Linked DNA regions of Mus musculus: regions 1, 2, 3, 4, 6 and 7 are each linked to region 5. The links are chromatin loops, found by intact Hi-C in ENCODE. Cell type or tissue: gastrocnemius. All regions are shown on one strand. Region 1 overlaps Gm42072 (a long non-coding RNA gene). Region 2 overlaps Slit3 (slit guidance ligand 3). Region 3 overlaps Slit3 (slit guidance ligand 3). Region 4 overlaps Slit3 (slit guidance ligand 3). Region 5 has its middle 2.2 kb from the start of Slit3. Region 6 has its middle 5.4 kb from the start of Gm22022. Region 7 overlaps Slit3 (slit guidance ligand 3).

What was found. A loop is a pair of places that touch in the nucleus more often than their neighbours do. Peaks named below come from ENCODE experiments on the same cell type or tissue, not always from the same donor. Only the 100,000 strongest peaks of a DNase experiment are listed, where the experiment ranks them.
Region 1: it touches region 5 in a loop (9-fold over the local background); 2 of 42 quality-filtered maps call a loop at or near these places.
Region 2: a loop joins it to region 5, with 13 times the contacts of the local background. A loop is called at or near these places in 23 of 42 quality-filtered maps.
Region 3: it touches region 5 in a loop (6-fold over the local background); 10 of 42 quality-filtered maps call a loop at or near these places.
Region 4: a loop joins it to region 5, with 6 times the contacts of the local background. A loop is called at or near these places in 7 of 42 quality-filtered maps.
Region 6: it touches region 5 in a loop (7-fold over the local background); 4 of 42 quality-filtered maps call a loop at or near these places.
Region 7: a loop joins it to region 5, with 2.7 times the contacts of the local background. A loop is called at or near these places in 11 of 42 quality-filtered maps.

What each region holds. Positions count from the first base shown.
Region 1 is chr11:35,999,649-36,003,648 of GRCm38, reverse strand. All of the region lies in intron 1 of Gm42072 (a long non-coding RNA gene), which reads right to left. Among named protein-coding and RNA genes, the nearest start is that of Gm42072, 3.8 kb to the right of the region's middle. In gastrocnemius, a CTCF peak has its summit at 2,146 (motif pointing right); DNase peaks (open chromatin) are centred at 1,789, 2,166 and 2,823; H3K4me3 peaks cover 330 bases.
Region 2 is chr11:35,405,729-35,409,728 of GRCm38, reverse strand. The region is part of intron 4 of Slit3 (slit guidance ligand 3); the gene reads right to left. Among named protein-coding and RNA genes, the nearest start is that of Gm46277, 120 kb to the right of the region's middle. In gastrocnemius, a CTCF peak has its summit at 1,942 (motif pointing right); DNase peaks (open chromatin) are centred at 1,683 and 1,901; H3K27ac peaks cover 649 bases.
Region 3 is chr11:35,449,543-35,453,542 of GRCm38, reverse strand. All of the region lies in intron 4 of Slit3 (slit guidance ligand 3), which reads right to left. Among named protein-coding and RNA genes, the nearest start is that of Gm39705, 93 kb to the left of the region's middle. In gastrocnemius, CTCF peaks have their summits at 941 and 1,751 (motif pointing right); DNase peaks (open chromatin) are centred at 930 and 1,744.
Region 4 is chr11:35,686,813-35,690,812 of GRCm38, reverse strand. It overlaps Slit3 (slit guidance ligand 3), which reads right to left. Exons shown (of 36, transcript NM_011412.3): 32 at 2,130-2,260. Among named protein-coding and RNA genes, the nearest start is that of Gm46278, 12 kb to the right of the region's middle. In gastrocnemius, no CTCF peak of the experiment used is centred here; a DNase peak (open chromatin) is centred at 2,105.
Region 5 is chr11:35,117,206-35,121,205 of GRCm38, reverse strand. No RefSeq gene overlaps it. Among named protein-coding and RNA genes, the nearest start is that of Slit3, 2.2 kb to the left of the region's middle. In gastrocnemius, CTCF peaks have their summits at 271 and 1,623 (motif pointing left); DNase peaks (open chromatin) are centred at 107 and 1,612; H3K4me3 peaks cover 645 bases; H3K27ac peaks cover 875 bases.
Region 6 is chr11:34,845,746-34,849,745 of GRCm38, reverse strand. No RefSeq gene overlaps it. Among named protein-coding and RNA genes, the nearest start is that of Gm22022, 5.4 kb to the right of the region's middle. In gastrocnemius, no CTCF peak of the experiment used is centred here; no DNase peak of the experiment used is centred here; H3K27ac peaks cover 633 bases.
Region 7 is chr11:35,665,206-35,669,205 of GRCm38, reverse strand. The region is part of intron 26 of Slit3 (slit guidance ligand 3); the gene reads right to left. The region is part of intron 2 of Gm46278 (a long non-coding RNA gene); the gene reads left to right. Among named protein-coding and RNA genes, the nearest start is that of Gm46278, 9.4 kb to the left of the region's middle. In gastrocnemius, a CTCF peak has its summit at 1,624 (motif pointing right); DNase peaks (open chromatin) are centred at 253, 876 and 1,613.

The sequences.
Region 1 (4,000 bases), 880 kb before region 5:
AAGCAAGCCTGGCTGGCTGAAAAGTCCCTTACCTCTCCTCAAGCTAGGACAATGATTGATGGAGGGTCCTGGAGCCCAATGGTTCTCTAAGGATAGACACTGTGACATCAGCATGCCTGGGGACCAGTTCTGATAACTGCCCACTAAATGTAGAAATGAGGCTGGAGATGTGGCTCAGTGGTGTACAGCACCTGCCTAACTAACCTATGCTAGACCCTGGGTTCCATCCTCAGAATTCCAAAAGGGGACAAAAAGTGTGGAAAGTGGCCAAGTGGTAGTGATCACCTTTAGACCTGGCATTCTGGAAGCAGAGACAGGCAAATCTCTTTGAGTTCAAGGTCAACCTGGTCTATAACCAAGTTCCAGGCCATCCAGGGAGACGTGGTGAGACTGTCTTTAAAAAAAAAAAATTAGTGTGAGGGAGGGAGGACTGGAGAGAGATGGTCCAGTGGTTACAGAACTCGGCTACTCTTCCAGGGAACCCTGGTTCAATTCCTAGTATCCACAGAGCAATATTTCTAATCCCAAGGGATACAATGCCCTCTTCTGGCCTCTTCGGATACTGAACACATATGGTCCACACGCATATAGGCAGGCAAAACACCAAATTAATATTTTAAACTGTAGAAACCAGAAAAAGTTACAGGTACCAATTAGATAAAAAGTATTAGCTGCTTAAAGAGACAACTCAATACAAATTAACACCCCATCAAAAAAAGCCCATTTCACTTAGTAGTGTTACTGCTTCAGGGGTGAGCCACCTGAGGGTTAAATGAAACGCGGTAAACACTTAATATTACTTGTTGTTTGGGTTTTTTTTTTATCATATTTGTTCCAAGCACAGGTTTGGGTTTTTTTGTTTTTGTTTGGTTTGGTTTGGTTTGGTTTGGTTTTTTTGAAGAGTGGGGAGGGGAGCTCTCATGCAGCAGCTAGGCAGGATTAGGGGATTGGGACTTCACCCCCCCCCACACACACACACACACACACACCCCCCGCACATTGTGTGTCACCTTGTCAAGAGCCCCTCCCCTCCCACCCTCCCAGGTCCAGGCAGCTGCAGCAAGTGCTTTCAGCATCTGACCCGTGTTCACGGCCTTAAGGGATTGTCAGAAAGAGTGACATTTAGAAGGTCGAGGGTCTCAGCAACTTGAAGTCTGCCTGTCCGACTAGGCGGAATCAGCTCGAGCATTTATCCATTTATCGACATCCCGAGTCACCAGGCACGGCTCGTCCCCGGCACTGTCAGAAGTGGACGATGCAAAGATGAATAAAACTTGCCCAGAAAGCGCTCCGTCAGGGGTGAGACGAACTCCCAAGACAGTCGTGGGATACAGTGGGGTCAGAGCTGGTGGGAAAGTTGACAGACTAGAGCAAGAAGCCCTGAGAAGACCCTGTTGTCTCCATGGACATCTAATCTAGACACCAGCCGACAAGGCCAGGAAATGAGATGATGCTAAAATGAGTCAGAGTCCTCACAAATGGAGAGAGTACAAGTAGATCGCCTGAAGGTAGGAAGGCTACAGAGGGGCTAGCTGTGACATCACATGAGGGAGATGTAGCGCAGGAATAGAAGTTTGCCCGGCAAGCACAAAGGCCCTGGGTTTCACCTCAGCACCAGGGAACGAGATGCAGGAATCATCTGGGAGCCTTTGACAGAAGCCCCTAGGCCCATTTAGTCAGGATTTCTCTAAATTAGAAGCCAGGTGTAGAGCCCCTGGGCATCTTCACTTGCCAGCAGCATGAGGGACAGAATTAAAAACCGGAGGGGCGGGACGCAGATAAATTCCTCCTCACTCCGCGGGCGGAAGGAACAGGCGTGAGACTCGGGCTAGGAGCTGAGCTAGGAGTTGGTGACAGTGTCCAAAGAGTTGAACTAAAAAGCAGGAAATCTGCTAAGACCTTGCTCTGGGTCCTTCACCTTCTCCAGCCCCTAGAGGAAAGGACACTCACTATTCAGGAGGCGGACGAGGTGGGGGACTATTAATAAGGACTGTTCTGCTCCGTCCTGCGCACACCCAGGCCCCACATTGAATGCTGAGACAGCTAGGCAGCCTTGTTCTGTTCCCGCAGCCCTCGCCACTTCAAATGCTGTCTACATCTATTCTCCAACGCCGCGCTTTCCCAAGCCGTGAGCTCCTCCCTTTGGCCACCAGATGGCAGACTTTCCCGCTAAATCTTGCTAGGCTCTCTGTTTGCCGAGAGAGGCTTTCCAACTCAGGGGTGAGCTACAAGACTCTGGATAGGGAGAAGCCCGGTTGCATAGCAGCCAGGAAACAGACCGACCGATTCTCCTTGCCGCTTCTCAAGCACCAGCCGGGTACATTCCCAAACGTCCTTCGCATCCCTAGTCGTGACCTCACTTTTTCTCGTTCCTAAAATAAATATAAAAGCATTGCGGTAGTCTCGGCACTTAGAGGTGAAGGAGCAACAGACAGGGAATTCAAAGCCAACCTGGGCTATGTGTGAGAAAGTATGAAGAGGAAGCTTCGGTTGAAATTCCAGTTGCACCCCCCTCTCCAGCTAAGTCTGAGCACTTTCCCCAACTTCTTCTCTAAGAAGTGGAGATAAGAACACCTCACCCTAGCACCCTGCGGTTTAAAAAAAAAAAAAAAAAAAAAAACTTGTACAAGGAAGCCGCTGGCTAGTGCTTTGTAGCAAGCTATTTTCAGCCTTCTTAAAAAGATCGCTGGCTCTCCACCCACCTTAGATTTAGTGAGGCGTTACCTCCAACCTCTCTCCCCTTCCCTCCTCTGCCTCTTCTCCCTCTGAGCCCAATCCCAGGGGGATGTAAAAATGACCTCATGCATTCACAGACCCTGTCATTCAAATTAGCTGACCTCATTTGAACCTCCCACACACTGGGGGGCAGATGAGGAAACTGGCCTAGAGAGGCCACTAACAGAGTAAACCCCACAGGCAGAGCCCACCCCTCCATAGCCGGATCTGTCTCCTGCTATTGGTAACTATCTCTGACCTGCAGGGTTGGCCACTCCCTCCAGAAGCCCTTATCTCGGCCTTATCTCCCACAAAAGCTGTTTTTATCCTGAGGTGAGAGCCCTTGGCCTGATGAAATCTGTTGTGTTTACAAATGACAGGAATTAGACAAATTCCTGTTGTAAAAAAAATTTTAAGAGAGGATGAAGGCTAGAAACAGACCCCAAAGGGTATCACGGTATTAACCAAGAGATTTGTGCTCATCAGTGACGGAACCTGAATTTAAAGGAACACTAGGAAGGCACGAGCATGGCTGATTTCAGGCATGGGAGGTTCTAGGGCTGAAAGGAAGTCCACAAGGTGCCATCTTGACTCCAACACTCATGTGGCCTTTTTCTCCCAGAGAGGTTTCCTCCACGTATTGCTTCATCCCAAGTCTGCATCCTTACCAGCAACCATGGCAACAGCAGAGAGACCCTGCTCCTCCCTCTGTTGCTAGGAAGACCTTTAATTGTCTGGTTGCAATTGGTGAGAAATGGGAGGACTCCCAGGAGGATCACTGCCTAGGTAACACACAGGGGCTGCAGACTCACTCCTGGTCCTTTCTGTCCCGGTAGGGCTGGACACATTTGGGTGCTCAAGAAAAGGAGGTGGGCGCTGGGGGAGTAGGGATGGAGACACAAACCAGCCATTCAGGAGCGGGGGCACTGTCACCTGGCTACACGATAGTGGAGGAGCTATGAAAAAAAGGCAGGACCCTGGCTCAGCCTCGCTGGGCATAGAGTGAAAAGGAGAGGCTTTGCAAGCATAAGCTGCAGCAAACTGGAATAGCCCAAAAGGCAGCCGGCAAAGCTTCCCAGCAAACCTCAACCCACATGCCCTTAGCACGCCCTTTCTCCCTGTCCTCTGGGAAGGGAAGGCAGGAAGTCTACACTCAACACTAGCCAGAGGAGCTTGTCCCCTGGACAGGTCCGTGTCATCTTGGTGTGACAGGAAGTCCTCCATTCTTTTCTTCTGAATCTGGCTCTCCTTCACACTTTTGGGAGGCATGCTGACCTGTCTCTGT
Region 2 (4,000 bases), 290 kb before region 5:
CCAGTATGGCGCGCCATCCATAAAGGCAAAGCTGTCAGCAGAGGACTGCTCCTGTGAAGCATTCTGAACAACACGCCCTGTCCTCACAAAGCAAACGTGACTTTAACAATTTTCATGCGAGGTGTGGACAAGGAGACTTTTCAAAAGACGCACACTTGGTTCCATGATCACTGGAAACTTTTTCCGAGTCCCGGTCTTTTTTAGATTCTCCCGATGTACCCCGGGATGGTCCTAGACTCCACGCTGTTCAAGTCTATACTGTGCAACAAGAGGAAAAACAAATGTATAAACTCCATGTGCCAGGTAAGGAAAGTGTGGGTGAGAGAGAACTGACCTGCCTGAGGCTGGTAGTCTGGGAAGGACCCCCTACTGGAACAAGGGCAAGCGAATACCTGGGCTGCTATGGTTACTCCTCTCAAGTCCATCCCCCTTCTCTCCATGGAGATGGAAAGGTGGGTCCCAACCCTCACAGGTGGCAGGAAGTGTCTCTATCTCTCTCTCTGATATCTATTCTATTTTATGTATATGATTATTTATATGTGTTTTCCCTGCATGTATATATACCTCGTGTGTGCCTGCTGCCCTAAGGGTCAGAGGAGGGCATCTGATCCCCCTAGAACTAGAGTTATGGCTGGCTTAGCCATCATGTTTGTGCTGGGAGGGAACCTGAGCAGCCAATGTCCCTAACCACTGAGCTGCCTCTCCAGTTCCTCCCGCTTCCTCTGTTTCTGTTGTTTTCTAATACTGTGGGTAGAGTTTAGAGCCTCACGAATACTAGACGAGTACTCTACTAGTTAACTAGACCCCCCCCCCACCACACACACACTTCATTTCACTTTTTATTTTTGAGAAAGGGTCTCGATAAGTTGTCCATGTTGACCTTGAACTCTGTCTGTACCAAAGGCAAGCCTTGAACTTGTCATCCTCAGGTTTCTGCCTATAAAGCCAGAGTTTGGAATTACTGGATGATGCCACCATCCCTGTCATGGGGAGGAGACTTTCAACACAAATACCAGCCAGATCACCAACACTGAGACCCTCGCCTTCTGTGTCCTTGAGCTGCCCCAACTTCAAACACCTTCCCTTACTGCCTCTCACCGACAGACTGAGGATGGCTCTTTCCACCAAAAGCAACTGTTTTCCCTCAAGCTGTGAGTCCCTTTTTTATTATGGCGGCCACCTCTCTTTGGCTGTTTCCTCCTATATGTAATGGGGTTATCCGAACGCACAGTTCACAGAACTTCCACCAATAAATCAAAAGTGGATTGAATGCTTCACAAGTGTTAAGTCAACAGCCACACAGGTACTCGTTGCTGCTAGAAGACGCAGTCTACAGTGTAAGGACTTTGAGCACACTGTCCACCGGCCTCCCGTTCCTAGCTGTTTTCGGGTTCCTACTCATGCCTCACTGGCTACTTCATAACTTGTCTCCTCCATTAACCTTTACCTCAGCAGAGGATCCTATTTCTCCCTCTCTGCTCTGGGTTCCACACCTTGGATTCTGGATTCTCTCCTGATGCACCCATCCATCCTTTAAATTAGTCAGGCTTACCTCTTCCAGAAGAGCTGGCTCCCGCAGGCCATCCCATCCCCCCCTTTTCCATTTGTGATGGTTCCCCTCCAGTATGCCTGGTGTGGAGGCCAAGGGCTTTACGGCCAACCAACTCAGGTTTGAGATCTGGCTCTGTGCCAGGTCACTGTGAAAGAGTAACTTAGCTCCAGCCTCAGCTTCTATATGTGTGAACTTTGTGGCAATCGTAATGTTTAGGGCTGGAGAGGTGCGGCAAGTCCAGGAGCATTATCCTGGTCCACAGGGGAAGCCAGGCCCTGGACAATATAATTGAGTCTTTGCACAAGCACTGAGCTCATTGCCTTCCCTACTGATTGTTGCCTGAGGCGATTCCCATCTCTGTGCTTTCCTCTACTTTCCCACATGCCTGCTTAGGGCCACACGGTGGCAGCCTATCCAAGACAGAGGAAGCTTCTGGTTGCAGAATAGAGATAAAAGTGACTTGAATACGAATATATATATATATATATATATTCACCCAGATACTTATTTTTAATTTTCCTCTTTTGGTGGTGAGTGTCGGGGATTATTCATCCTTTCCCACAGGTTCCTGTCACATGTGTGGGAGCTTCCTACCTGTACACGTTAACCAGAAGCAGAGTGAATCAGCCCAGGGCTTCACGGTGTTATCTTTGAGAAACATGGCTTATATATTTACCCCTCTTACTGGAATAGTTATCCCAACAGTCAGACTCCAGCAGGAAGCCCACTGGGTGTGGCGCCCGTGTTAAGGTGTCAGGAAGTCTGATGTCTCTAAAGTGACCATCTTGTCTGAAAACTTTACTGGGAATGAAAAATCCTTATGTCCTGGGAAACCTCCCAGTCCCAGGCAAATGTGGATGTTTGGCTTCAGGACGTAGGTGCTGCACTCCTCTAAACTTGGTGTGTGGTTCTTCCATTCTCAGCGACACAGGCACACAAAATGCTCAACGTTTGAAAGGATCACAGACAACATTCTGATTTCAAGGCATGGGGTGAACAGACTAGGCTTGCCCATCGTGCTGGATTGGTGGGGGAGAGATCGAGAACTCTGTGCCCTATCCTCAGCTCTTTCCCAGGTCTCTCTATCTCCTTGGCACGAAAGAAGGAGGGGTGTGTCTTGGGTTTCTAGACATTACCGCAAAGGGGCTCCCAGAACACAGTGACCCAGAGCAGTCTGTGAGGAAGCAGACGATCTCACTTGAAGGAAACTTTCAGCCTACTATTTACAGACAGTTAAGGTACTCTGCAGTCCACACGCTGTCTAGTTGAGGACTCTTTGGACAGAAAGCTACACAAGTACCGTGATGTCAGGTCGGAAGACAATCGCTTGGGATATCCTTAGGGCCAGTGAGAATCAAGCGAATAATGTGGAGCCAGGGCTGCCTTTCTGGAATGGGCCTCCTAAAGAAGTCAGGGATTTCTCTAGGACCCCCCCTAATGCTCTCCCCACTTCCAACTTCCAGCTGCCTGCCCTCACAGTTCACTTTAGCCTGACAACCTTTCTGCATGTCTCTTTTGTGAACAAATCCTGCTGGAGCAAACTCTTGCTTGCCAAACTAATGGACATTTACATTGCCAAAGCCCCGAGCCCAGGAGGCTGCAAGACACACCACTGCATTCAGGGGTTTTATTAGAAAGCTCTCCTGAAAACAGGAAAGCTTTGGAAAACACCGAGGAAGAATGGCCCTTTGACAAAGCCAGGGAGAGCAGGCAAATCCAGGCATGAATGAATAAGCTAAGTATGTATCTTTAAGAAATGGTCTTTTGTTGTTGTTGTTTTGGGTCTACAAAAAAAATCTAACAAAACTCTTGTTAGAGAGGGAAACTTTTAAAAAACTGCCTTTCCAAAACAAACTCCACAGGGAGTAAAAATAACTGCAAGAGAGGAAGGAACCAGCTCAAGTCACTCTTGAGCCAGACAGAATTACAAACTTGGGGGCAGCAAACTGCTCAGAGGATAGCAGCAAGGGCTTTCCAGTCTTCAGGGGACTGTGTGCACTTGTAATTAGAGAGGACACAAGACAGTGAGGGGTGACAAGTCTCAGCTAACCTCCCGCCTGTGCTCTGGTTAGAGGCATTCTGTATACGAGGCTCTGTATGCTAACCAAGCTGGGCAAACACGAGAAGAAGTAATGATAGGACAAGCAGACCTTCACTTCCGACTAAGCCTCCTAAACCCAGCTGAAATCTCCAATCTGGACTGCACTGAGTGACTGTGTGAAGCCACAGTGGAAATAGCCACACCAGAGTTTCCGTGATGGGCTGGTGTACTAAAATACTATCAAAATCCTTTCATCCTGTGTATATAAAGCATAAATGAATTATATCTTTATAGACTTAGGCCCTGACCCAAGACATCTCATGTATAGGCAAAGATTCCAAAATTTGTCCCCATTGCAAATCCCAACCTATGCCAATCTCAAGCACTCTGCACAAGGGATACTCCGT
Region 3 (4,000 bases), 330 kb before region 5:
AAGGGATACCAAAGGCTTCTAGATGGGTGGCCATCAATGAGGCTGGAGAAATACAGGCACACTAGGCTGGCCTCAATTAGGTGTGACTTATCTTGTGCTAGCCCCCTGCCTGGAGTCCTAGGCACATGCCTTTCTTATCATAGGTTCTAAGTTTGTTCTTGGTTATTCCACACATATCAACATGGAGATAGCACAAAAAGGGCTCACTGCCTGCTTTTAGGCTAAGCTTGGGTGCTTCCTCCCTACACATGTACCTGTGACTTTGTGAGGAGGTAGTGGCGTTTCACAGAAACCCAGAACCAGGAAGAAAAGAAAGGGGACTTTGGGTCCACCAATCTCAGCCCCATCTCCCGATTTGCTCTAATCTCAGGTCTTGCGTTTATTTTCACAAGTGGATTAGAAGCAAGAGTTCTCTCCCCGGCTGTCAATTTGGCTGGCTGTCTGCTTTCGAAGGCCTTGTTGGGCCTCACCTGTTAAGCCTTGTTCTCACTGAATTCTTATAGCAAAGCAACAGGGCTGGGGTAAAACCATCTCTCCATGTTCCCTTTGCTTGTTTATAGCAAGTGTGGGATTGGGATCTGGCTCCTTGCTCTGAACACAATGAATACTGGCCTGCAAATTCCTCTTGCTGCCAGCTTGGAGCTCTTTGTCCAGGAGGGTGTATGAACCGCAAAGGAGGGCCTCAGCCCCTCCCAGTTATCCAGGCCTTAGCTTCTTTGTACTAGAGAGTCATACAGTCTGGTATTGCCATCAGGTTTGAACACAGGTCCAGGATTTTGAGTCCTGACCACGCCCCCCCCCCCAGGTGCCTGCAGACTAGGCTTGTCCTGCATTTTCCTGGGTGCCTTCTCTAGCCCCAAGGGTGGCAGCTTCTAAGGAGGGTTTTTCATAGTCCCAGAAGCGCTCCCGGGCGTTGCTCACACAGCACAACAGTGACATCCAGGGGAGAGGCTGGGTGATGGCAGGGACTGCAGCCCACAGATCTGGGGGCTGATTGGTTTATAAGCACATGGACCTTGAATCATTAGGGTGCAGGCATCTGGGGGCCTGTTAGCCAGCCCAGTGATTGGCTGAGGTCTTTCTACACTGGTCGCAATCCTTCAGTGTGCTTAGTTGAAGACTTGGGGGTGAGCATCTCCACCCGGTTAGCATCTTCACCCAGACCACACTGAACCCCAGCAGTACCCCCTGATCTCCTCATAAAATCTCCGTTCACAGAGCTTTTTTTTTTTTTTTTTAATCAGGTGGAGAAAAAAATTTCTGGAGCTGAAAAATGAGTGTTATCCTTCCCTTAAAAAAAATGGTTTCATTTATAAGCAAATGGCTAAAGCTTTCTTCATGTCACTAATAGTTTAAAACTTACACGCTCCATGCCATTCCATTGGGTTTGACCTACATTATGAAGAGTAAGGACACAGAACAGAGAAGCAAAGAACAAGGGGAATTATGCCCCGGAGCATGCACATGTGAAACATGCAAGTGTTTAAACATCTAAACAGAAACCAGGGACAGCATGAATGGAGAGGTTGCAAGAGCGGTGTAACATGAGAGGAAACAGACCCTGGCCTCCACTGCTGCCCCTTCTGCATGGGGAGGCTTTGAGCAAATGCTGCCCATTAGAGCCATGCTCTGCAGTGTCCTCTCCGCAGACTCTGGTCCTGGATGCTCCTTGGGTCCCTCTGGAGCTGCTGCTGACAGCCTGGGTGTCCGCCTTCCACTCCCACGGGCCCCTGCTCATTCCTCTCTTTGGCCAGCAGGTGGCAGCCTGGAGATGCTGCAGAAGGCTGGCCCAAAGAGGAAACAGGAAAGGAGAATCTGACAGGGGTGCTGGTGGTTTTAAGAGTCACCTCTGTCCTGACTGAGATTAGCTCAGGGGTTTAGAGTTTGAACCAGAACTGGTTTGGGACTGGATGTCAACCAGGAGGGCTGAGCAATAGAAAAGGAATTAAGAAGTAATCACTTTGGGGAAAGAGGCCAGAGGGAAAGTGCCCTGAAAACTGTTGTCCATCGCTTGGGTAAAGGAGCAAGTGGCCAAGTGATACACCCCGCCCCCACATACACACACACTCCTCTTCCTGACCAGATTCCTTTGTCACCTGCACATCATATTGCTCTGCACAGGTCCTGACACAGAGTTGGATAACACTATGGATGCCAATCACTATCTGACCTGTAGTTATGATGAAGGGAGGGCATTGGAGCCTTAAGGTGAGCTATAGAACTCTGGATGTAAAGAAGAGTCAGAAAAGAAAGATGCTCAACTGGGAGCAGGCAGATAGGATCCAGCTGCAGTTGAATGCAGAGCCAGAGCCTGTGGGCGCTACAGTTAAAAGCAAAGTGGTGGGAGTACTGTCCTCTGAACACCTCAGACATCATCTTGGCTCTGGGCATACTTTATGGTCTATCTGAAATATATTTAGGTATGTGTGTATGCATAGGGGGGATGTCTTCTCTCTCTGGATATTTTCAAGCAAAAGAAAGTCTGGGGGGAAAGGTTTGGAGAACTAATTTGTTGCAAGAGCCAGCAAGGCTAAGAATTAACCTTTTTCCCCTCCCCCTCTTAGTAGATTTTTCTCCTGCTGGCTCTAGGGAAACCACCTAACATGAGCCTAATACATACAACACACCTTGAAAAGACTGTTTTGTCCAGAACAGAGAAGGCCCGAGCTCTGTTATTTAAGGGAGCTGTGAGTTATTGTTGTTTCTTCTGTGGTGTCTCAAAGGAACCTGCAAATACCACAAGCTCTGCTCAAATGAGCTCAGGGTCCACTGTAGGGACCGAGGGGGAAGACCCAGTGCTTGGTTCTGCCTGGACACCTGATGGATCAATTTGGATTTATCTTTCTGGGCTGAGGAGGAAAGAGGCAGTCCATAGGCGTTTCCAGTCCTATGAACAGTGCAGACACCTCTCACTCCAAACTGTCTGGGTCAGAATTCTCTGGGGATCAAGCTAGCTTCTGTGCTTTGAAGACGCATTTTGGGAAAATCTCACCGTCAGAATCAGGGTTCCCTTCACTGAGAATGTTCCCAGGCTCCTATACAATCTCACTTGTAAATCTTCAGGAACCTGCCTGTGTCTGAGTAAGCGAAGGCTTTCTCTCAAATGTCCCCAGGAAGGCCAGGAAGTCATGAGGACCAGAGCGTGTCATGATAAATAGAAAGGGACAGGGACTTCACCAAAGTCTCCAAACTGTGCCACACTCAGATGGCTCCATGCACCCCAGTCCCAGGAGCAGATCAAAGAGATGACCCTGGCCCATGAAAGCGAATCCACCATCTGGAGAAAGATTACAATCACACCCCTTCAAAAGCATATTAGACACAAAATGGACTGAGACAGGTAAGGATACAATTAAATGTGCCGGAGTTGGGAATGAGCCATCTCTAGGTTAGGTCCAGAGGCTTAAGAATAAGGCAGGTTGCCCTCAAATTCCTCATGAGGATAAAGCATTAGATGGCTCTTGCTGTCGTGTAGATGTTTGCCTCTCCCACCAAATCCACAGGTTGAAACCTAATCGTCAGAGTTACAGGATTTGGAAATGAGACCTTTGTGGGTTCGTAAAGGTGGACTCCTTCTAAATGAGTTGAGTGGCCTTACAGAAAGGACTCTAGAAAGCTTCCCTGTTCCTTGTCCTGTGTGAGAATATAGCCTGGAAGGTGTCATCCACAAAACACGATTCAGGCAGGTCCTTGCTACACACAGCACCATCTGGAGGCATGACTGTGGACCTCCCAGATTTCAGAGCTGTGAAAAAGATGTGTCTCTCCTTAGAAGTTACCAAGTCTATGTATGGTATTTTGTTATACCATCCCCAGTCCATTAAGCCAAATAGAGGATGAAAATGGTTGCTTAAAGTTGTTAAGGTTTTAGTTCACAGGTTACACAGTCTCTGTTACCAGGACTCAGTGCTATGGTAGCCTGTTCATGAGGGTGCCTGACTATTCTGATAACACCTGATTTAAGACAGCAGGCACTGGGACAGATCTGACCCAGGATCTT
Region 4 (4,000 bases), 570 kb before region 5:
TCTCTCCCCATCTTCCACTGTGAGCCTTCTGCTCTGGTTGGTACTCTTGTCTTTGCTACAGTCCCGACCAACACAGCCGCCTACTTGTTCTCTCTATGCATGCAAGTGTCTCCCTTCAAGATCCAACTCTCACACATAAAGCCCTGCTTCTGAAATGTATGCACCAAGCTGGATTTGGTGGCAGATGCCTTTAATCCCAGTATTCCAGAGGCAGAGAGGCAGAGAGGCAGAGAGGCAGAGAGGCAGAGAGGCAGAGAGGCAGAGAGGCAGAGAGGCAGAGAGGCAGAGAGGCAGAGAGGCAGAGAGGCAGAGAGGCAGAGAGGGAGAGAGGCAGAGAGGCAGAGAGGCAGAGAGGCAGAGAGGCAGAGGATAGATCTCTGGGTGTTCAAGGCTAGCCTGGTCTACGTAGTGAGTTTCAGGCCAGCTGGGGCTACACAGGAAGGCCTTATCTCAATTCTTTTCTTTTCTTTCCTCTTCTTCTCATGCATGAGAGTCACCTGAAGGATTCCTTAAACACAGATTTGTTGTCCCCTCCCTGGTAGCTTCAGATTCATTTCTTCTGGGGAAAGGACTGAAAAAATGTGTATTTCTGTATTTTTACCACATTACTAGGTGTCGTCACCTCAGGGACTACACTCTGCTCTCAGAATCACTGATTCCTTCTTCCCTTGCTTCCATCTCCCACCCTACCATGTGTGGGCATATGTGTGTGTGTGTGTGTGTGTGTATGTGTGTGTGTGTGTCTGTGTGTGATATGAAGACTGGATTCAGGGGCTGCATGCAAGTTAGATAAACACCCTTCTACTGAGCTATACCCTCCAGCTCAGACTGCTGTTTGGTTATTTAGCTTTTTTGAAGCAGGGTAGCCCTTGCTGTTCTGGAACTCACTATGTAGACCAGGCTGGCCCCAAACTCACAGAGATTCGCACATACTTCTTAGCCTGTGGAGCACTGGAACTAAAGGCCTTCACTACTGTCACCAGCTCATCCCTCTGGCTTTAACCAAGACTTTTCAAACTGGATTTGCTAGAGGAGACACAGAGGCCTGGGCCTGAGCAGGGTAATTCTACCTTGTAGATGAGGACTGTCTAAATACTGAAAACTTATGGGCACCACGGGGTTTCTGACTCTGGAAAGTTATCTTGGATGAGGGATGCTCACTGCGTCCTTTACTAAACAGCAGGACACATTTAGAGTGAGTGAGCCTGTCTGTATGAGGTGGCTCTCAGGTCAGGCTGGAGAGAGTGATAGGCCTAGTGTCGGCTTACAGTGGCACACGAGGGAACCACTGCACAGCAGTCATGTCAAACTACATGCTCCAGTCTGCTGTCTAAGGTGTCTCCTAAAAGCTTGCATGTGTAAGGCTTGGTCCAGAGTCTGTGGTGCGGCTGGGAGGTGGTGGAACCTTCAGGACATAGGGTCTATGTGAAAAGCCCTCTGCTCACTGAGGGGCATAGGCTGAAGGGAATGATGAGACCCCGGGCTCCTCTTCTCTCTTTGCTTTTCAGCTGCCATGAAGTGAGGAGCTTACTCTAATACATGCTTCCCACCATGATGAGAAAGTCAAAGCAACGAAGCCAAATGACCATGGACTGAAATCTCTAGAACTGTGAGCCAAGAGAAACCTTCCCTCTTTATAAGTTGGTTGCCTCTGGCATTTTGTTACAGCTGTAGCAAGCTGCCCAACCTACAGGGTGACTTAAAGAGACTTAGGTGTAGGAAGCACTGTCTTTCAGGACAGTTTGAAAGTCATTTAAGCATAGTCCTGTTCCCTGGGTGCTCTTGAATTTCCTCTCCTTGAATTGCATGCTAATCGTCCTGCTTTCTTTCTTAAACTAATAAAAGATTAGGATGACATTTTGAAAAGGGCACCTCATTAAGCAGCCTCATCTCCATTGGAGCACCTGGCTCCATGCACAGTAGCCAGCTGGCCATTTATCTTATGGTAATGAGGTGTCATCTCCCACATGGGCCTGCCTTCCTTTCCTGCTTCTGCCTCCAGTAGCACCTTTCTCCCTCCCACCTGCCACTGTGTGAGAGCTGTGTCTGTGTGGGACAGGAGGCCCCAGAGTCACCTGGTATCTGCTCTGTAGGAACGGATCCTGTGGCCAAGAGGGGGAGGTCTTTACCTGTACACCGTGGTTGGAGGGGAGCTCAGGCTGTCATACACCAGCCTCACGTGGCCCTGGTACAGCTCCAGTGCCAAGGGGTCATTGTCTCCCTTGTAAAGAAGGATGCCATTGTCCTTGTCAGTCGCCACCTGGGGAGAGCAATCAGGGTGTGTGGGTTAGGACTTACCCAAGCTCCAACCTCACCTGACCCATGCCTAGCACCCTCTTCAGATGGCTGCCTTGGAGCATAGAGCAGATTAGAATTCAAATCCATGTCTCTTTCCCCATCTGGCCTTTCAAGTGCAGAAGGCAAGTCTCAAGTCTATACTCCAGCAAATGCTAGCTGAGCTAATTGCTTAGACAAATATGCATTGAGCAGTACTGTGTGCTGTAACATCAGGGTCACTGACCCCTCCAGGGTGCTCAGGTCCTGAGCACCCCTTACATAGAAGAGTATCTACGTTGAAGCCCTGTGCTCCTCCCATGTGCTTTCCATTAGCTCCAGATGAAGGCCGATACCTGAGACGGACAAAACCCGCTATGGTAATAGTTGTCATGCATGTGGTGACTGTCATGCTCTACCATTTGAGACTGTGACGTAACCTTGTCATCTACAAACTCATGCCGGAGAACTGTGCAATCAGCTTATAAAAGAATTCACAAATAAAAACATCTCACGTTTTAAATAAGCTTCTGATTTTGTCTGGATCATATTCATAGCTGTCATTGGCTACACATGGCCAGAGGGCTGTGGGCTGGACGTATCGGCAGGGGCTCAGTGTGTCCATACGTGTTTAGTATAGTGGCAGTTTTCTTTAAAATGTTTATGATCTGTGGCTGTGCATGTGTGTGTGTGTGTGTGTGTGTGTGTGTGTGTAAACTGGGCTGGTTGTATCTATGCACATCCAAGGCCCCAGTCCTAATCTGATTCTTCCACTAGGATACGATGTGATCCAACAAAGTACCGCCTCCTTTGAAGCCTGTCTCTCAGTATCAAACATATAATAGTTGTAAACAAAGGCTAAAGACCAGAGCGTACATCAGTGTATCCTACGAAGCAAGCAATGTGTTCAGAGCCAACTGGGGGAATCTGAACAATACCATTGTCTGGGCTTCACCCCAGAGCAAGTCAGTTCTAGCCTTTGTGGGCAAACATACTTTGAAAGCTCTACAGGGGATTCTGGGAGAGAATTCTAGGATTGCTGCTGAGGCTGGAAGCCAGGCTTTCGTACAAGCTGCCCTGCTGGCCAGCTGGCTCCTGGGTGAGTCTCCGCGGGATGGGCACAGGTACATCCCATTTGGGTGTCTGGAACACTGCGGGGCTGTTCTGGTGGGGAAGGAAGAGAGCAGGAAGGGTGGTGGCTTCCTAACTGTGCCAGCATCCACCCCGACGGTGCAGCCCTGCCCATTGGTCAGGCTCTGCAGGGAGAGGATCCTCTTGTGGATCTTCAGCCCCAGGGTCTGGAGCATGGCCCACTGTGTATAGGTGCCCAAGATAATTACAGATTAATAGTTACAGGTGCTGAGTAATTACAGAAGCTCCAGATTCAATCACTTGGCTAGGGTCACAGAGCCCTTGTGTGTGTCCAGGAGCACCCAGCAAATGCCTGGGCTACTAATTGTCCTGGGCCTAAGCTGTTGAGAAAACAACTTGGTTCATGCTAAATGCTTTCCCATTCCCTGACTGTGTCCTGCTTGCCTGTGCCTCTATGCCTTTGCAAATGCAGATCTCTTAGCTAGCTCCTCTCTGGCCCATGCCTTTGCTTGGTCACCCCAGTCTCTTATCCTACTCCCCAGAATTTAGGCAAAGTCCTCCATAAGCTTTGGATCTGGCTTAGCTCTTGCTTGCATCTGGCCAGCTTTCTCTGATTCCTCCCTCTAGGCCAGGA
Region 5 (4,000 bases):
GGAGCACCGTGCCCCGGGAAGTCCGGCTCAGGGCTGGGCTGCGGAGCACAGAGGCGGCTGGGGCACGGAGTGGTCCGGAGAGCTAGCCGGCGCTCGCTTTCTCCATTCACTGAGCAGGGTAGACACCGGAGACGCGGGGCCCGGCCCCTCCCGCCCCCCTCCCAAAACACCAGCTCCGCCTCCCATTGGCTGCGCTGAGCGTCACGTCGACTAAGTTGGGAACTTTGCTGGAGCAACCAAGAGCCTGTAGGGAGGAGGCAGCAGGGGAGCTAGAGAGACCCAACTGGGAAGGAAAGGGACTTGGCCAGCCCGGGCCGCCAGGAAAGAAACATTGAAATTCATTTATTCTTGGGAGCCAAGAACTGATAAACCTCGTGGCTTCATTTTTTTTTTTTAATTCAGTCACCGAGCTGGATACAGAATACCCACATGGGAGCATCAGAAACTAGGCTTCATGTTTTAGGTGAAAGAGTCAAAGTTGGACTAAGTGAAATGATTATCCGAGACCATACAGCTACTAGGCATTCTGTACCCTGACACATTTATCCGTGGAAACTTTGCCCCTACCCTAATTAGTGTTCACAGCTAAGGCCAACAACTATTTCCTAGAGGACTTACAGATTAGAGAACACTACACAGACACACAGTCACAGTCAGTCAGTCAGTCAGTCAGTCAGTCTGTCTGTCTATCTCTCTGTCTCTCTCTCTCTCTGTAGTAAATGTAAGAACTTGGACCCCGGTATTGACACCATCACTTCATCTGCTTCCTGTCTAGGGGACTAAGGGGCAATCATGTCACCTGCGGACCTTTATTTCCTTATTTCAAGGTGCCACCGTTCTGACAGACTTCCCTTGCACATCAAAGAAAAGAACGTGATTTTATAAAATAGTGCAGTAGCATGCAAGGGACCTATTCCCCATCCCCCTCCTCCCCAGCCTTGCCTTCATTCTGCCAGTGCCTGCTCTAAATTGGCTGGTCTGAGCTTTTCCAGATGCCGGTGGGGAAGGGCCATGTTACAGGCTCCATACATACTTGTAGGAATGATGTTGTTTGTTTGTTTGAAGGGAAGGGGCAGGAACTGGAGGAAATATTGCCCAGACTTCCTTGAGATCCTCTTGTACTGGAAAGGTCTGAAATAGCCTTGGTTTTACACACACACACACACACACACACACACACACACACACACACACTACACCCCCCCACACCCCTATACTCTTAACTATAAAACACATGCACTTTCACACACAAAAAATATGCAGTCACATACAGAGAAGAACATGTATGTTCACATACCACTAACCACTATGCGCCTGAGAACTCTCTTTTCCCTCATATGAATGCTACTCAGATTCTTCTATTTTCCTTAAAGGAAACTTTTAGCTACTTGACTACACACTGTAAATATATAGCTGAGGTGCAAATTTTATTTTATTATAGCTAGCATATTTTCAGAGACTTAGCTCTAAGGACTCAATTGCCCCCCAGCTCCCCCCCCCCACCCCCACACACTTATACCCCAACCCCAGCACACACGTGAGATTCAGTTCTCTGCTGTTATTCTTGGGAACTGTTTCTGCCCAGCTGCTGCCGCCATCGCCCTCTGGTGGCCAGAAAAGAGCTAGGCTCTGCTTCCGATGGTGACTTCAGCATTAAAGAACTCCAAACATGCCTTTGCCTCAGTCCTCCAAAGCTTTCCTACAAACCTTGAACCAATTTAGTACCAGGGCTGAGGCAGATGAGAGAGGACCGGGCAAGGTCCCAAGGGCACAAAAGCATCTCAGACTGTCTGGAACAGCAAAGAGCGGGGTTGTCTTTGTTTGCTGAAATGCATGCATACTAAAAGCATGCTCTGCAGCCCTGCAGCCTGGACCTGGGTGGGTTCTCTGAGCACAGTGGTAAGCCTCTGTGTTTCTATTTAAGCTGCATGGGAGTTTGAGAGCCTACTGGATCTTTAAATGACTTCTCGGGCATTGAAATATGCTACTTCCTCAGAGAAGGCCCCTAAAACAGACCACAGATCATGGGAGTTCTTCAGAATCAGTCATCTTTAAGTACTGGGCAAGTGAAATAGACATGCGTACACAGACGAGCAGGGTGCACAGAGACCTGCATTTCTTGGGCAGAGACACCCTTAGAAATCACCTAATCTGGGTGTTTTACATCCACTGTCTTCTGGCAATGGCTGGGTCTAACATGTGTCTTCTTAGGGGACAGGGTTTCCCCAGCAACGACTAGGGTGTTCTTTACTCTGCCCCTTCTTGGAGATTCGCTGCAGGTTTGCTGACTTTAGTTTTCCAGTTAACTCCTTCTGGTGCTCACAAAAAGCTTTCCTGGAATGTAAGCTCAGAATCTCAAATACAAAACGCACCTCTTGTCTCTTCCTAAGGAGAAAAGAGAATCAGAGAGGTAGGCTTCCGTGCAAAGTTACCCAGCTAATTAGTGAGAGGTTGTGGAGCAGGGCCCATGGTTGCATTTCAGCCTCTGCCTACCTCTGAGGCATCTTCACAATGTGTCAGTCTCCTCGCGAAAGAATTCGCCAGCCTCGCTGCTGAAGTCTGGGTAAGTCATTAGGGGTCAAGCTGTTGGGTAGAATTTTCTATGCCCATATGCCAAAGATAACTTTTCATTCTGTGGAACGATTTTCGGTGTTCTGCAAACGCCTCCTTAGCCAACTTTTTAAAAAAAAATTCCCTTTTCTTTTCCAGTCTTTAAAACCAAACATCCACCTATCCCCTGAAGAAAACCCACTTTAGGCCTCTCCTTCGCCTCTTCTGTCTCTCTACTGGACCACCACAGTCAGATGACATTTTTTTCTGGTTGCAAGCAATATATAATAACAGTAGCTTGTGGGGATCATGAAAACACTATGCTCGATTAAAGCCTTGGGTAGCACAAAAGAAATCTAAGAAGAAAAGAGAAAAGGGTTTCAAGGACTAGCTCCAAGGTAAGAGGTCATAAACATGTTTCCAAATTCCCAGTAAGGCTCCAATTGTGGACTGGTTTGGACTGGTTATGTAATCACTCTTCTCACCAGAAAAGACAAGAAGCAATGGGTACCATTTCTGTATAAACTCCACTTGGTTGGCAGGGAGGAAGGAGCTCTTCTGTCAAAGGCGACACAGTGAGGTTGTTAGCCGGAAGGTGTCAGGGATGTGAGAAGGCAGTAGGCCTACAAGTGTCTCCTCTGGACAGCTACTCAGTTCCCACTCCTGTCTGGTCCTCTTGCAGCTGGCCCCGCCTAGTCTGTAGTCCTCCAACAGGAACATGGACTCTAGGTTCAGGTATAACTGTTGATCTCTTTGGCTCCCACATATATTACTTTGTTGTTTTACTTCACTGTTTAATTGTTTTGGCTTTGCCAAGCCATCTTTGGTCCTGAAGATCCAAGAGTGTTTCTAAGATGCAGGTCTGAAATGCGATCTGCTCTCCCAGCAAATATGTCAGCTCTTTCATGCATGCTAGCTGCTGTCTTTGTCTCAGTCTCCCTCCCTCCCTCCCTGCCTCCCTCCCTCCCTCCCTCTCTCACTCTCTGTGTGTTTCTCTCTCCCCCTCTCTGTCTCTGTCCTTCTCTCCCTCTCTGTCTCTATGTCTCTGTGCCTCTGTTTCTGTCCCTCTCTGTCTCTCTCTGTGTCTCTGTCTCTGTCTCTCTATCTCTTTCTCTCTCCCCCACCCCCACCCCTCAGGCCCACTCAGCACTTCCCCCAAGAACATCCTTTTCTGATCTTCTGTCTTCTATCTCTGGCCCAGATTCAGCTTGTCTATCAGTTCCTCCAGGAACCATTGATGGTCCACACTCTTAGATTCTCCAGGACAGTGACCCTGCCTCATCCATTGCTCCCAACATCTTTTTTAAGTGCCATGCATATGAAGAGATATGCGGAATTAACTTGCAAATGCTCAGTGCCTACAGGTGTAAGGAAACCTTTGAAGACTGCTGAATGAGTGATTGTGTCAACAGTCTTCCCAATTAGCAGGCTTATTTGGCATCCTGTGACA
Region 6 (4,000 bases), 270 kb after region 5:
AAGACTCTCAGACTCAGTTTGGGGGACAATGGAGCAATACTGTAATCTAATCTTGCTTCACAGCAGGGACGGCAAATTCAAATGCATATAGGAACCCATGCACGCAATCTAATTTTCTCCTGACATCTTACTCACCTCACTGAAGGAGCAAGCCCAAATATAACCGAGGAGGCAGCAGTGAGCGAACTGGAAAAACTGCATGGAGCGCAATAGCAAGAGCCAGTAAACTACTGTCACAATAACCACAGGCAATGGAGTAGAATTAAAAACTATACCGAGCTTTTGAAAATAAACTGGAAACATAGACTCTGTGTGCACATTCCCAGTTTTCTAATTTTGCTCAAAGATTCTTCTCTCCCTTGCATTGTGAATGGGGAATAGAACGGTGTGAGGTTACTATTTTGTCTCAATTTACATAAAATAAATACTCAACTCCATTTCCTGTAAGACAAATCACATAGATTACATTGAAACATGAAGTAAAAATAACAAGCCAATCTGGGAAGGGAGGATTACCTGTCCATTGTCCTAAAACAATGTATTTACATCTGAGAAGACGGATTTTAGAAGCTTTGGCAAATCACTTCAGTTTTGGTCGTCTATGAATATTAAGCACTCTAAATGATAGATAGTTGGACTGTCTTCTCTGGGTGTGCACAGACATGCACCTCTTTGCTTTTCAGAGTTGGCATGCTAAATGTTTTATTAATGCACGCAACTTTCCTGAACTGAATTGAGGTTGAGCAATCACCCCAGGTTCAGAATGATAAGGTGGCAATTGTCTTGTGGTCAGAGCTGTGGCACTGGAGCTGGAAGCTCTGGGTACAGCCATAGCCCAGATGCAGGACAAAGGTCTTCACCAATTCTTACACTCCACCTACATGCACAACAAGACCTCGCTTCTCCTGCACCTCTTAAGAATACGAAAGTAGAAGCATTCATGGGGGATTTCAAACTTATGTTTAATTTTCAAAGCTGATCTTTTGCAGGGGGTGAGGTGTTGGGGGGAGGTTATGCTAGTGACTAAACCTAGGTCCACACTAAGCCTGCACTCCATCCCTGCCTTATTATATACCACCATTAGTTGGAAGGGGATAAACTCTAACATAGGCTCCAACCCTGAATAACACAAAGCTCTCCCCAACATCAGCCCAGCCGCCAACCTTCCCAAGGGAAACCCATGCTCTCCTGCTAACTACTGTGAGCACATACATGAAAACAGAGGACGCTGGTTAAATTCGATTTTTAGGTAGGTGGTAAATTTGTATTATCCATTCCAAATATTGTGCGGAAGCACTTATAAATACACAAAACAAACTTGATAGAGCTGTATTTTATCGAACAAGCCTTCACCATGGGTTCTTATGAAGTTACTGATTAACAAGAATTTGAATCGTGTATAGAGCTCTTAACTGCCAGAAAATGCTAAGGGACTCACATCGCACTACTTTTTAAAATGATCTGAGGATGAGGTGATTCTCCACTAGCTGATAGTAGAAGTCACCTGGGGAAGCAGCTCAATATTTTTTGATGTGCCCCTCATGTGATGAATCAGAATGGGACTTTTTGTAAGGACAATGCTGATGAACAGCTAGGCTGAGAGCCGCTGAGCTACAGAGGCAACGGAGCTCAATGACGTGGTAGAGCATGCGTGGTTGCTTCGGTGTAAAGTTCTCAGACTCTGCCGCACATTGAATTCATGGAGGGATTTGCAAAACTTACTGATGTCTGGAAGATTCAGATTTAATTAGTACTGGGTATAGTCTGTAGGCATCAGGAGTTGCAAACTCTCTAGTTAAGGTATTTTTAAGATGCAGCAAGGTTTGGAAAGCACTCTTTTGGGATGAGAGCTGACTAATGACTTTTGTGGGAGTAGAAGTGAAGCCCAAACTTCTAACCAAATTAAGAAACAAATGAGATATTACTTTTCAAGCCTGTTCACCTACATTGGCTGGAAGACTCAAATTTTATGAATGGGGTGTCACTGTTGAGGATTTTAACCTGGCTCTGTTTGCAGGATGCATGTTAATCCCTTTCCAGGAATTCTGGGGTGCAAATCATAGTTACACAGATCTTTCCACAGCAAAGCACCTTGAGTCACATGTAGTGATGGCCATATAACAATGTCTGTGATTGAACACAGGTACAACAGAGGGCCCACACGTTTAGAAAAGAACTGAACAAGCATAGTCACGGAGTACTGCAGCCAGCGTAAGGCCACAGTGATGCATTACTCATGTGTCTGTAGTGATGCTGGGGAAACCAAACCCATTCTGTCTGTCATATAAATGTATCACACATCCAATGATGCACAGTGCTTCATACGTGATAATAATAGATGATCATGTCTTGGTTTATGTATTTACTATACTACACTATAGTGGTTGAAATAGGTTTTGCCCCCATAGATCTATGTGTTTGAATGCTTGGGACATGGGGAGTGCTACTATTAGGAGGTGTGGCCTTATAGGAGGAAGTATGGCCTTGTTGGAAGCAGTGTGTTACTAAGTAGATGGGCTTTAAGTTCTCCTATGTTCACGTTCTGCCCAGTGTGGAATAAAGTCTCCTCCTGGCTGCCTTGGGGGACACAGTCCCCTTCTGCTGCCTTCAGATCAATATGTAGAACTCTTGGCTCCTCCAGAACCATGTCTGCCTGCATGCTGCCATGTTTCCTGCTATGATGACAATATACTCCAAAACTGTAAGCCAGCCCCAGTTAAATGTTGTCCTTTATAAGAGTTGCCTTGGTTATGTTGTCTCTTCACAGCAAACTAAGGCATACACTTTCTATAAGTAGTTTGGACTGCACTCCTATTCATTAAATAACAATGATGACAATAACAGCAGGTGTTGCAGAGCTGGTTACACATACACATACACACACACACACACACACACACACACACACACACACACGGGGAGTGGGGGGGGAGACCAACTACTACTGGGCTGGAGAGATGTCTCAGCAATTAAGAACCTCTTCCAGAGGTCCTGAGTTCAATTTCCAGCAACCTCATGGTGGCTCATGACCATCTATAAAGCCATCTGATGCCCTCCTCTGGCATGCAGGTATACATGCAGATAGAACACTCCTACATTTAAAAAACTCATAAATACATACATACATACATACATACATACATACATAAATACATAAATATTTTAAAACCTAACAACTACTGTTCAAGAATGGGTGTGGCTTGGTGGATTCACCAACCTAGCACATACAAAGCTCTTGTTTCAGTCACCAGCACTGAAAATGAAAGTGTTTGGAAGTTACTGAAGCGCAGACACGCTTTAGACTGCCCACAGCACTACGCATCACCGGCTTCCCCTGCCCTCCCTCTTCCTGAGATAGGCTCTCATTAAATAACTCAGGTAGGCTTAGACCTTGTAAATCTCCTGCTTTGGTTCCCCGAGTGCTGATACCATAGGCATTTTTTTAAAACCATTGACCTTCCCTGTTTACATCATGAAAGCGCATCGCAGGATTGAGCTGGGGGATGCAAGTTGCATAACTGCATTCTCTGGTGTTCGTGCAGTGGCACAACTGACACAGTTCTCGGAAGGTGTTTACATTGCTAAACAGTTCATGACCATGGAGTAAAGAAAACTTGAAAACTACACACTGACTTAACCAGACGCCATGCTGCATTCCCGGGTGGAGACGGAACCAAGAGGGAGATCTCAGCACCAGACGGACAGGAAAAGAGGACAATGTCAGCCTCCAGCCCCACTCCTAGAAGACAAAGCACCACTCGAGCATTGCAAACGTAAATGCAGTGATAAGGGACAGTGGCCGTTCTCGCAAATTGCTAAATGCACACGGATCCTGGAACAGTTTGTCCTCTAACATTTAAAAGCTTACTCGCCCCCAAGAGATTTCTTAGCCCTGAGCTAACACAGAGCAAAAGGAGCATAACTTTAGTGCCAAAAGCTCACACGTCTGAATTTGCCAAGAGCATGCACTGTGGGAGGATGTGGGCCCTTCCCCCAGCTG
Region 7 (4,000 bases), 550 kb before region 5:
CCATGGCTCCTGCTTCTCTCTTGGGACACAGACCCTATACTTGGGACATGGATCCTGTACTCTCTTGGGACATGCAAGCTGTACTTTGTAGGACCCAGTAGCACCAGGGCTGGGGAGGGGGTAGCTGCTGTATATAGTTTTGAGCCATGGGTTCAGTGACTTGAGTGCATGCCAGGCCAGGGTGATCATGGTAGCCTTCCCACTGCCACTGCCACCTGCTCACCATCTGCCTGAGAAGAGCCTGTCCCATCTTCTGTTGCTGCCAGTGTCTATGGCTGGGACAGTGACTATGCATGGGACTGGGGGTTCTTGGCTGTGTGCTTATTGCCAGCTGAGCCTGAGGCGTAGGGCCAGGATAGCCTCCACTGTGGGCCCAGAGGTATCCTCCCACTCTCTTGCCTGTAGGAGCCTCAGGCCCCTCTCCAGTAGCTGGAAGGCTGAGTCCCTGTCTGTCTGGTTCTTTATATGAGTCCATCCCCCACACAGAGGTTTCTGAGAGGGGAGAGTGAGAGGAAATGTGTGCTTTGAGGAGCTATCTGGCTCCCCCCCCCCCCCATGCCACAGTGACTCAGGGCCCGCTTTCTGAAAGCCGGTGTCTGGAATGGAAAGTGTAATAGGAATTCTCACTCACGGTATTGAGCACGTTCTCCAGGCTTCAAGCTAAGTGTTTTATATTCATGATCACATATAATGTTCCCAAGAACCCTGTGAGATTAGTACAATTGTCATTACACTCCCTTTTATCAGATAGGGAAGGCAGACTTGGAAAAGAAGGAAATAGGCCTGAGACTTCACAGCAGTTAGTGAAACAGGCGGCCAACAGATGAGCCCAGACGGCTGAGTACATATTCAGCACCAGGCACCTCTATGCTGGACCATTTGGTCTGCTCCTCTGAAAACCTGGGCTCTGGAGTGGAGTGGACTGGAGCTGAGTCTAGGCAGGCAGCTACATGCCGTAAGGAAATGACTGGTCCTTGTTGACCTTGTTTTTATGTCCCATGAAATAGGAGTGAGGTAGAGTATGACTAATCCAGGAATTCAAAGTACAATGACACATTTGGGTGCTGATACACCAGAAGTGGAAAAAAATTCTACCCTTGACTTCAGGTCATGGTCCAAATGAGGGTATAGTAAAAATGCCTTCAATGACAGCCTATGTATATATATAAACCAGGTTAATTTCATTATTAGATTTGGGTTCTGTTTCCTAGATATCTTTGAGTGTGACTGTGTGTGAGAGCATGTGTGTGAGAGAGTGTGTGTGAGTGTGTGTGTGTATGGTGTATGCCACAGTGCAATTGTGGAGGTTAGTGGATAACATTGTGGAGTTAGTCCTTTTATCCCTCCTTTACAATGTGGTGGTTTGAATACATTTGGCTCCCAGGTGTTTAAACGCTTGGCACATGGGAGTGACACTATTAGGAGGTGTGGCTTTACTGAAATAGGCATGGCCTTGTTGGAGGAAGTGTGTTACTGTGTAAGTGGACTTTGAGGCTTCCTATGCTCAGGTTCTGCCCAGTGAGGAAGAGACTCTCTTCCTAGTTGCCTGCATAGGGCAGTCTCCTCCTGGCTGCCTGCAGAGGGCAGTCCCCTCCTGGCTGCCTGCAGAGGGCAGTCCCCTCCTGGCTGCCTGCAGAGGGCAGTCCCCTCCTGGCGGCCTGCAGAGGGCAGTCTCCTCCTGGCAGCCTTTGGATCAAGATACAGAGATCTCAACTCCTCAAGCACCATGTCTACCTGCTTCCCGCCATGATGATAATGAACTGAACCTCTGAAACTGTAAGCCAGCCCCAACTAATGTCCTTTATAAGACTTGCCTTGGTTATAGTGTCTCTTGGCACCAACGGATATCCTAAGATCCATGGGTTCTGGATATCCAAGTTATGTCACTACATTTGTGTGGTAAGTGCCTTTGCCCATGGAGTTAACTCAGTGGCCCGTCTCTTACTGGGACCTGAGTCTTGACCACTTGTCTAGGCAGGCTGATCAACAAGCTCTAACCATATGACTGCCTCTGATGCCCAGTTCTGAGATGATAAGTTAGCATCATGATGCCTGGCTTTGTCATGGGTTCTGGGACCCACACTCAGGTCTTCAGCCCCAAGATAGTTTAGTATGCACATGCAAGTATTATAAGATCCAGAAACATCTGAAATCTGAGATGCTTCTGGTCTCAAGCATTTCATATAAGGGATGCTTAATCTCTATTTGCCCCAAGCGGAATGAATTACCATTGTAAATCACATTACTTTCAAGGTACCTCTTAGGCGATGCAGCCCCGTAAGAAAGTGGCAGTGATGACCATGACTAGGGTCTGAGGCAGGGCTGGGTATGCTAGATAGTTCAGGGATACATGCATGCATGATAGTGGTACTATAGAGATAATTATGAAGAGAAGAATAAGAGAACCTCAAAAAGGATCCAATGGGACCCCCACCCCACCCCCGCCAGCCCTGGCCTGTATACTCTGATGTTCTTGCAAAGTAACACTTGGCTTAGGCAGAATCCCCATTCCCATCCCTATACCAAGGGTGGTGTGGTATGTAGGATCTCATTTAGACCTTCCGGCTGAGCCCAGAGATCTAGGAGGTATTTCCACTGCTTGAAAACATGGTAATTGGGACTTCGGATGACGATTTCTGTCACTTACACATCCGTGAAAAGCAATCACCATTTCCAACGTGTGTCTAATTAGCCCAATTCAATTCTCTTCTGCTGCATTTTGTTCAAATCTACTCGAACCGGGATGTTCTTTTGTCCTCTTCCCTCTGTTCTCCATCCCACCCTATGTCCCCTCTCTGACAGAATCTGGGCTAGTGGCTTCCTTTAAACGAGCCTAGGAGCAGCTCCCTCACTGGAATCTCTGCGTCGTCAGATGGGGTGTGGGGCCACTCAGGGACCTTGTTATTCAAAGTGTGGTCCTTGGACTAGTAGCCTGGGCAGCCCCTGGGAGCTTGTTATATACACCATCTCAGGCCTGACCCCAGCTCTCAGAAATCAGAGCCGACATCTTAATAAGATTCCTGGGTGCATACAGGCTTGGGAAGTCCTTCTTGGAGGCACTGAACATGTGCGTGAAGCCCAGTGGTAGAGAAAAAAAATCAGGTATATTTTATTTTTTTAAAATTCCAGAATAGTGGCAAGATTGTTAGCCACGTGGCATGTTTGCTGACCCTGGCACTGGGGTAGGCGAAGGGCACATGCGATGCGTTTTTAGCCTTGTTACAGCTAGGCTGGAGGGCTCGAGAGTTTCCTTTTACAGGTGGAAGGGCAAGGTTTAGGGAGAGCCAGTCACTAGGGTAGACCAGGCTGGGTTCTGTTTTTAGCTTTGTGCTAAGGTTCGGTGCTTTGTAAGTGGTAGAGCGTGGGTAAGCCCTAGCATTTACAAATCTTAGTTGACCTTTCAAATGAGGATAAAGACTGATGTCTCTGGATGATTAAGCATGCTGAGATAATACAGTCCAATTACTTCATTCAAGCCTTGCAGAAGACCAACAGCAATGGCATCCTTAGACAACTCTGGTTTCCCAAGGCAGTGTAGCAACATATATGAAAATCCTTGACACTTGTGAACCGAGTTCCAAATAAAAAGCAGCAGTGTACCATAGGCTAATCTCACTCTCCAGTATGAGGGATGGAGCAGCTTGCAAGAGGGAAGGTAAAGATGGGGATGTGTCAGCTTATCACGTACTTCCCATACAGTGGGTCCTCTCCTAGGTATACTGCACACATCACTGACCACACATCAATTTCTCCCAACCTGTGGGATGTGTCCTGGTGTCGGGGATGAGAAGGCTGAGGTGAAGTCACTGGTCATGGACAACGCTGCAATCCACACATGCGTCTCTGTAATTCCAGAGCCTGAGACTCCTTCCCCTCCACTGAACACATATGCACAGGGCTCACTGGATCTGCAGTTGAGCAATCTCTGTGCTTGGACTCTAGGCTACACTTAAGGCTTAGGGACAGATGGTTTAAAAAGGAGTCCTTGGGCTTTCTTGTT